Linked DNA regions of Homo sapiens: region 1 is linked to region 2. A link is a contact called in ENCODE Hi-C or POLR2A ChIA-PET data. All regions are on one chromosome and are shown on one strand. Each heading gives the region's core, a stretch centred on a gene start or an enhancer-like site at or near the end of the contact. The rest is flanking DNA. Distances are from core to core; before and after follow the strand shown.

The links. A loop is a pair of places that touch in the nucleus more often than their neighbours do. ChIA-PET counts read pairs that join two places held with the same protein, here RNA polymerase II (POLR2A). Pooled maps may share reads with other maps.
Region 1: a pooled map shows a loop between it and region 2 (2.3-fold over the local background). The contact joins the promoter of DENND5B-AS1 here to the promoter of LINC02387 in region 2. A Hi-C loop is called at or near these places in 4 of 50 pooled maps. POLR2A ChIA-PET finds 5 or more read pairs at or near these places in 8 of 52 experiments (Caco-2, HEK293T, HepG2 and 3 more).

The regions. Positions count from the first base shown.
Region 1 is chr12:31,587,739-31,592,050 of GRCh38, forward strand. It overlaps DENND5B-AS1 (DENND5B antisense RNA 1), which reads left to right and starts at 2,185. Exons shown (of 3, transcript NR_046909.1): 1 at 2,185-2,381. DENND5B (DENN domain containing 5B) reads right to left here and starts at 3,398. Exons shown (of 21, transcript NM_144973.4): 1 at 2,968-3,398. The coding sequence starts at 3,094. RefSeq lists enhancers at 1,919-1,998, 3,979-4,208 and silencers at 2,429-2,768, 2,919-3,188, 3,259-3,548.
Region 2 is chr12:31,366,738-31,371,226 of GRCh38, forward strand. LINC02387 (long intergenic non-protein coding RNA 2387) reads right to left here and starts at 2,564. Exons shown (of 2, transcript NR_146469.1): 1 at 2,012-2,564. RefSeq lists enhancers at 3,605-4,212, 4,213-4,489.

The DNA of each region.
Region 1 (4,312 bases), core at 935-3,434, 220 kb after region 2:
GTTTCACCATATTGGCCAGGCTGGTCTTGAACTCCTGACCTCAAGTGATCCACCTGCCTCGGCCTTCCAAAGTGCTAGGATTATAGGCGTGAGCCACAGCATCCAGCCTCTCACCTCAAATACTGAAAGAGCTCCCTAACTGGTCTCTTGCCTCTACCCCTGCCCTGATATAGTCTACCCAACATGGCAGCCACAACAGTCATTTTAGAAGGCACATCAGATCTTGTCATTACTCTGCTCAAAACCTTCCAATACTTTCCCATCTCAGAGTTAAAAGCCTAAAAACTGCATGAGGCCCTATACAATCTCCCCTGCCCTTTCTCTTTGATCTTACCTACTACTCTCCCTCTCCCTCAGCTCCAGCCATACTGGACTCCTTGCTGTTACCAGCACAAACTAGTGACTGTCCCACTCAGGGTCTTCGCACTTGCTGTTTCTTCTGCGTGCAATGCTGTGCCCCCAGGTGATCCATCTGGCCTGCTTCCTCATGTCCTTCAAGGCTCTGTTCAAATGTCACCCTCCCTGTGAGGCCTTCCCTAACCATCTTATTTAAAATCACAACCCCACCATCCCACCACTCTGCTGGCATGTCCCTAAATCCACTCCCCTGCTTTATTTTTCCTCATAGCACTTATTAACATCTGGAGAACTATATACAGTCGGCACTTCACGTGGACTCCGCATCCACAGATTCAACCAAGCACAGATTGAAAATGTAGTTAGGCCTACAATGGTTGCATCTGTACTGAACATGTACAGACTTCTTTTCTTGTCATTATTCCCTAAACAATACAGTATAACAACTATTTACATAACATTACAACGTAACAGGTATTGTAAGTAATCTAGAGATGACAAAGTGTACAGGAAAATGTTCATAGGTTATATACAAATGCTACAACATTTTATTATAAGAGACTTCAGCATCCGAGGATTTTGGTGTGGGGGACACTCTAGAATCCATCCCCCATGGTTACGGAGAGATGATTGTATTTTCATTATCTCTTTACACTAGAACGTATGCTCCATGATGGCAGGGATTTCTGACTGCTTTCTTCACAGCTGTCCCCAGTGCCTAAAAAACCGACTACAGATAGATGCTTTCAAAACTGTTGGATGAATGATACTGAAATATTACAAGGCAAAATACATTATTACCTGAATACATTAAATATTATGAGAAGCAGAAATCCCAATCACCCACACTCACACAGTTTTGCAAAAAGAGACATCATAGTTTGTTTCTTAAAAATGCATTAAAGTCTAATTGATGGTTTTGTTAACATCATTCTCTCTGTGCCTAAAGAGTCCTAGGTCACACCTAAAAGGTACAGTTTTAGCTTCAGTAGGCAAACGGAAAAGAAAAATACAGGCTTTTTTCCTTTCATTAGTCATCACTGACAGAAGGCCTCCAAGTGACCCTGGTGCCACAAATGTTTAGGATCTTTAGGGAAGAAAGGAGTCTAGAAAAATAACAATATTCCTTCACCAATCTCGAGAAGAATCTCTCCAAATCTCTCTGCAGACATTTTTTCTTCATATCCTTTAACAAAGCCATTCTTAACATGTACATGAAATCTTAGTTGAAGAAACAATGTGATTACATAATTACACATACGGAAAAACTTGGTATTCTATTATCTCTCCAAATTTTTTTTTAACTAAAACTAGACTTACAGTTTTTGTTGAAAATGTTTTGTGTTTCTACCTCCGAAGAATATGAAAAAAAGAAAATGTTTTGCTCTGAAGCTGAGTTAAGAAGAAGATAGCCAAGACGTGGGTTGATGGGGACTGTATTTTAAGGCTGAACAGTTTTGTTTACTATTGTTTATTATTTAATATATTCTTCCCAGTCTCCCCACCCCCACCAAAGGAAAAGCGAAAAATTTACGTTAGTGCAATCAATAAGGAATTATTTGTCCAAAGGAAGTTGTTCTGAAAGGCTATGACCTAAGTCTTTAACACAAAGTTCAGGCGGTAGATGTCACTTCTCTCACCCATTTAACAACAACAACAAATCAAGATTCAGATCCCGCGGAGGCAAGCAGAAAGGAACAGGCGTGAAAAATGAAATCAGTTGTTTCTCCCCGGCCTCCTCTCGACACTGCGCACTCCGCTGCCCTGCCCCCGCCCATCGCCCTTTAGCGGCCCCTTTTAACGGCGTCGTTTGCCCAGCACAGCCCCGCACTGCGCCATCAAATGAGTCAAGCGGAAGGACCGGTACCCCTCCGGGAAAACCAGGCACTAACACACGGTGCACCCAACTGAATTTAAACTCGGGAACAGTGTAGGCAGTGTCAACAAAGCGCGGTGCTGGGTCCCGAGCGTCCAAAGGTCCCTGCCAGCTCCCAGACGCGGCCAAATCCACAGGATTCCAAAAGGTGACTTGGCCGGCACCGCAGAGCGGCAGGCGGCGCAGAGGGCAGAGTCCGACCGGTCCCCGCCCCGCGCTCGCTCCGCACGGCCACCGGCTCCTCCGCGGACGCTACCCCGGCGGGAGCCGAGCTGAGTCCGACTCCCCGTCTCCCGAAGAGGCCCGAAAGCCGCGTCACGTGCGGGGCCGAAACTTCGCGGCCGGGGCCGGGTGGCTGGCGGGTGGGAGGCAGGCACGGCGGTCGGGGGGCAGCCCGCGCGCCCGGTGACTCACCGGCCGCCTCCGAGTGCGGCTGCAAGCGAAGGGGCCGGCGCGCCAGGCGGGGTCCGTGCCCTTGGGGCCACCCCCGCGCCTGTTATTAATAACCCAGCGCCTGGAGGCGAAAGCCCCGGTGGGCGCAGCCGCAAAGCCCGCACGCGGAATAAATAACAATGTCATTAAATCGCGCCCGAGCGCCAGTTCGGCCAGAAAGCGGCGGGAGGGCGCCACCGGGAGCTGACTTTGTCTGGAGCCTGCACCCCGCCTCCCGCGCGTCCCCACAGCGTCCCCCGCGCCCCTGAGGGGGCTCAGCGCCGCCGCAGCCCTGGCCTTACCCGCCAGCTCGTCAGGCTCCAGCCCGCTGTCCGCGTCGATCCCGCACAGCACGAAGTAGTGCGCGAAGCGGCAGGCGGCCGGGGAGGAGCCCGAGCCCGGGCCGGGCGCCGCGCAGCTCCCGCTCATCCCGGCCGCGCTGCTCCAGGGGCCGCCGCCGCCGCCGCCCGGGAAGGCTTTCTGCGGAGGCTGCCACCACCGCTCCGGCTGTGGTCTGTGCGCCCGCCCTAGGGCGACACTGGCGCGCCCATGGCCGCGCAGCCGCCTCTCGCCGCCGCAGCCTGCCTCCTCGCTCGGCGCGGGGGAAGCGGCCGCGGGCTCGCGCGCGGCGGGTCCGGAGCCCGGCCGGGTGGGGGAGGGGCGCGGGGGGAGTGTCGGCCTGAGAGGCCCTCGCAGCCGCAGCTGCGCTCGCGAGCTGAGAGCCGCCGCGTCTGGCGCCCGCGGGTCAGCTGAGCGGCGCTCGGGCTGTGGGAGCGCGGGGCGGGCGGGGGCGCCGGGGCTCGGCGCGTGCGACGGAGAGGGGTGGGGGGCGCGCTCGCGAGGGACGGAGGCGCGCGCTTCTACCGTGCGCGCGCGCCTAGCGGGTTCGGAGGCCAAGCCTGGCGTGGGGCCGCATTCGTGCCCACTGGCCCCGGCTGCGGCATCGAGGGCGACCCTGCACACACCCCTCCTCGCCCTGGCCAGCCGATAAGAGGGCTAGCCTCAGTGTGGGGGTCTGTCTTCTAAAGGGGTTGTCACCCATCCTTATTTCTTTTAATGCAGCTTTGGGGAAGGTGAACAGCCGCTCTGAGATCATTTCGCATAACGGTCTGAACCATCGTCTTTTAAACTGTGACCTGTGTGGGGGTGCCTGTCTCACTTTAAGGTCCTCCCTTCCCCCAGCCGTCACCCCATTTACAGGCCATCCTTAGTGACTTAGTGACAAGTCAACCGTGAGGGGGAAAAAACACAACTCAATACCCACAAAGCGTTGAGACTTCTAGAAGGAGTGCAGTCACCAACCCCCGCCTTCTGTCATTTATCCTGACATTTTCCAGGTCAGTGTAAATAGCCAAGGCGCTCCAGTTCCGCAGCCCTGTACCCATCCGATGTTATCGGCTCTCCCCGCAAGTAACAATCGGAGGCTAAAGCAACAGGAATTAGACCATGAACTCTGCTCCTCCCAAAGGCACGGCTTTCTTGCCCTGCTCAGCTGTCTTTTGCCTTCTCGGAAGGAACTCGACAACCAGTTCTTTTTCCTTTGAAAGAAAACTGGCTGGGCTCAGTGGCTCACACCTGTAATTTACTCAACACTTTGGGAAGCCCAGGTAGGAAGATCACATGAGACCAGGAGTTCAAGACCAGCCT
Region 2 (4,489 bases), core at 1,314-3,813:
TGGTCTTTGTAGCAGCAATTTAGGAATCACCTGGGTGGTTTTTAAAAATACATATTCTGCCGGGCACGGTGGCTCACTTTGGGAGGCCGAGGCGGGCGGATCATGAGGTCAGGAGATCGAGACCATCCTGGCCAACACGGTGAAACCCCATCTCTACTAAAAATACAAAAAAATTAGCCGGGCATGGTGGCGGGCGCCTGTAATCCCAGCTACTCGGGAGACTGAGGCAGGAGAATGTCATGAATCCAGGAGGCAGAGCTTGCAGTGAGCGGAGATCGAGCCACTGCACTCCAGCCTGGGCGACAAGTGAGACTCTGTCTCAAAAAAACAAAACAAAACAAAAAAAAACCAGATTCTGGGTTTGCCCCAATTCCATAAAATTAACCTCTCAAGGGTGAAGCAGGAGAAACTATTTTTTAATGTGCCAAGTGACTTTGAAGTGTGACAAGCTTTTTAAACATTTTATTTGGAGTTTTCTGCTTTTATTATTTTTAATTGACACATAATAATTGTATATATTTATGCGGTACCATGTGAGATTTTGATATAGGCATACAATGTGTAATGATCTAATCAGGGTAATTAACATATCCATCACCTCAAAGAGTTTTGACATCACTCATTTAAACCTCTAAGAAATACTTTTCAGCTGGGCGCAGTAGCTCACGCCTGTAACCCCAGCACTTTGGGAGGCCGAGGCGGGTGGATCACCTGAGGTCAGGAGTTCGAAACCAGCCTGACCAACATGGAGAAACCCCATCTCTACTAAAAATACAAAATTAGCCAGGCATGGTGGCACATGCCTGTAAGCCCAGCTACTCGAAAGGCTGAGGCAGGAGAATCACTTGAACCCGGGAGGCAGAGGTTGCGGTGAGCCGAGATTGCGCCATTGCACTCCAGCCTGGGCAACAAGAGCAAAACTCCTTGGCCGGGTGCGGTGGCTCACGCCTGTAATCCCAGCACTTTGGGAGACCGAGGCGGGCGGATCACCTGAGGTCAGGAGTTCGAGACCAGCCTGACCAACACGGTGAAACCCCATCTCTACTAAAAATACAAAATTAGCCGGTCATGGTGGCACATGCCTGTAATCCCAGCTACTTGGGAGGCTGAGGCAGGAAAATTGCTTGAACCCGGGAGGCGGAGGTTGCAGTGAGCTGAGATCGCACCACTGCACTCTAGCCTGGGTGACAGAGCGAGACTCCATCTCAAAAACAAAACAAAACAGAAAACAAGAGCAAAACTCCGTCTCAAAAAAAAAAAAAGAAATACTCATTTTTCTTTGACTTTAAGCCCTTTTAGAATAAATAAAGCGGTACAAAATATTCATAGATTACTAAACTGTTAGAAGCCAATTGTTAAATTTAAGACTTTAATAGGGAACTTAAAGCAATCAAGAAAATAAACTCTCCACAAAGTTTTAAAAAACAACTATAAAATACATCCTGTAGGCCGGGTACAGTGGCTCAATCCCAGCACTTTGGGAGACCGAGGCAGGCGGATCACCTGAGGTCAGGAGTTCGAGACCAGCTTGACCAATATGGAGAAATCCCTTCTCTACTAAAAATACAAAATTAGCCAGGTGTGGTGGCGCATGCCTGTAATCCCAGCTACTCGGGAAGCTGAGGCAGGAGAATCACTTGAACCCAGGAGATGGAGGTTGCGGTGAGCTGAGATTGTACCACTGCATTCCAGCCTGGGCAACAAGAGCGAAATTCTGTCTCAAAAAAAAAAAAAAAAAATCCTGTAGGTTTGTTATCAAGAAAATGCTGATGACTATAATTAGGATTATAAATTTAGTTGAGAGTGAGAGCTAGATTAGTAAATAAAATTGTCTATAAACATTTGTAAATCAGTCATCCTCCTGGGTACGGTTTGTAAAAGAACCCAGTGCTTAAGTGAAGAGCAGGGACAGCTCCTGGCTCTGGATGGGGGAGAAGTCTTCCTTGTTTCATAGTCAAGGAAAGCTCCCAGCTGACCATCACCCTCTTCTCTTGGAAAACGCCACACCTACCTTCTTGCCATTCCTAGAGCGATTTTCCAGCCTGAGTGGTATGACTGCTTCCATTTCCTCGCCACTCTTGTTTGTCCCTGGCAGTTCACTTTGATTCTCAAAAGTCCATTAAAACCCCTTCCAGGTCCTCCGGGATCCCTGGCCATGTAAGCTCTGCCACCAACAGCAGCCTTTCTAGTACAAAGTCTCTAGAGCTTTCCACAGCCTCTGGCTTGGTCTCTCCCTCTCCAGGCTGGCCACAGGCCCCCAGGGACCTATCTGCCATCTCTTGGAAATATCTTTCTAAATTCCCCACTCCCCCTCCTGCCTTTCCACGACTTTGAGTTGCAATAGTTTGCCCAGTTCCCCTTTTCCTTGTAGTCTTTAAAGATAAGTCCACAGGTTTTTCATTTGTTTATAAGATTTACTCTCCATCAGGAAATGAAAATAAACATAGGGAAGCTGATAAGTCACAGCTCCCCACCCCCAGCCGTTGTTCCGGGGAAGCCTCTCTAGCAAGGCTCAGATGTTTCCATCTTAAGGTTAAATCACACCAAACAATAGAAGCCCTTTGGTTTCACCTCAGTGGGCGGGATGTGCCTCCTTTCATGGATCTCCTGCCCCACACAGGATTTCTCTGGACTCCTTAGAGTGTTTCTTCAAAACTAGTTCAATCTCGATCTAATTAGTCCCCAAAGAGATGCAAACCAAACGAGATGCGATTTTTGTTCTATTAGGAGGGCACAAAAATAAAAAATAAAAATTAAGCCTGATAATAGCCTGTTTGGGCCAGCTTGCTGGGAAGCGGACTCATTTTTATACTGCTGGAGGGGTTCGGAATCAAGAATCTTAAATATGTGCATCCCCTTCAATCCAGTAATCCCACTTCTAGGAAAATATCCTGAGGAGATAATCAAGATGTGCAGTCAAGAATTTATGAACAAAAGATACTCACTGCAGAGCCATAATTGAGAAGAACTGGAAAGGACTTAACATGCCTCCCAGGTGGGGCTTGGCTCTGCAAATCCTCATCTGACTCTATGATGGAATGGGATGCATCCGGTCATGCAGTCATCCGTGCGACAAATAGTTCTTCAGTACCTACTCTGCGTTAGGTAAACAATGCAGAGTATTGTTAACTTGGCTGGGTAAACAGGTAAGTTCTCAGCCCCCCTGGAAAATCCATGATCTCCTAAAGTAAAGCAATTTAAAATTGTTCACATTATTTGTGTGTGAGTGTGAGGGGGCGCTTTATCACCCTCCACCTCTCATCCCCCCACCACAAGCAGTTGCCAAATTCAAATAATTTTTCCTTCAATGCCTCTCCCGTGTGACCGCTCCTTTTCTTTCAAAAGTAAATCCTATGTCTGGGAGGTAACCCGATCACCGCGGAAAGAACGCCGACATGGAAATCTTAGGATTGGTTTCTCGTTCCAGGAAGTTGCGCTACTTTGGGCAAATCACGTCACCTCTGGGACTGTTTCTAATCAGAATAAAGAAAGGGCTGGACCAATCTTTCAGATCCTTTGAATCCAATCATTTTTGGCCTTATGACGGAACCGTCTGTAGATGAGGGCATCTGAATCCTAGTTAAAGGGAAGGGACGGTGAAGCCCTTGAAGATCTGGGGCATATTTCCTGAACACCAAAACGGGAAAGGGCTGTCTAGAGTGAAAGTATAAGACAGACAGGCCCTGTTCCAGGAAGCTCCCTGCACTCTGCTCTTCTCCTCAAGCCGACCCCAAACTCACAGCCAGCTTTAGCAAGCAGGCCCGTCATCCTTCCAGGTGCTATGTAATATTAAGAAGCAGCAGCTAACAATTATTAGTGCTACTAGGGGCAGGAGATTTGCAGTTCCCTCGCTTTCACACAAAAGTATGAGGTCTGTTTTATTATTCCCACTCTAAAGGCAAAATGGAAGCTCACGGAGATTACAGAACTTATGGGAAGTGACAGGGCTATTTGCCACGTTTATACTGGCCAGTCTTCCTCTTTTTCTCAAAGGGTGGGGTGGGAGAGCAGCCTCCCGTGTTATCACCCTCTCCTGCGGCAGAAGACAGAAGCATAGGTCATTTTGGTAGTACGGGTTTGTTGATTACCAACTGGGAGACAGAGGTGAGGTAAATCACAAGCATGGATGTTAGCAGGGCTGCAGAAGTTTATAAATAAATGATCTTAGAATCTCCAGCAGCCCCATTCTTTCATTTGGTAACCGGCCTCCTCCCTGCCCTCATCCCTGTAGCGCCCTTCCCCCATGAGGGTGAAGGGTCAGCTCTAAAAATGCAGTCAGGAAGGAACAATGAGAGTCCTCTCCCCGCCTGGGAGAAATGCAATTTGCATCTCAGATGAGCTCAGATTGGTGAAGCCTCGTTTGGACTCTGATCCTTGCAGTAAGGATCTGCTCTGGGAATCTCCTGTGACCTGTTGAGGTTTGCTGCTCCAAAGGAATAAGGAGTCTTTGACATTAATGTCCATTTAACTCAGGGATCTAAAAAGGCAG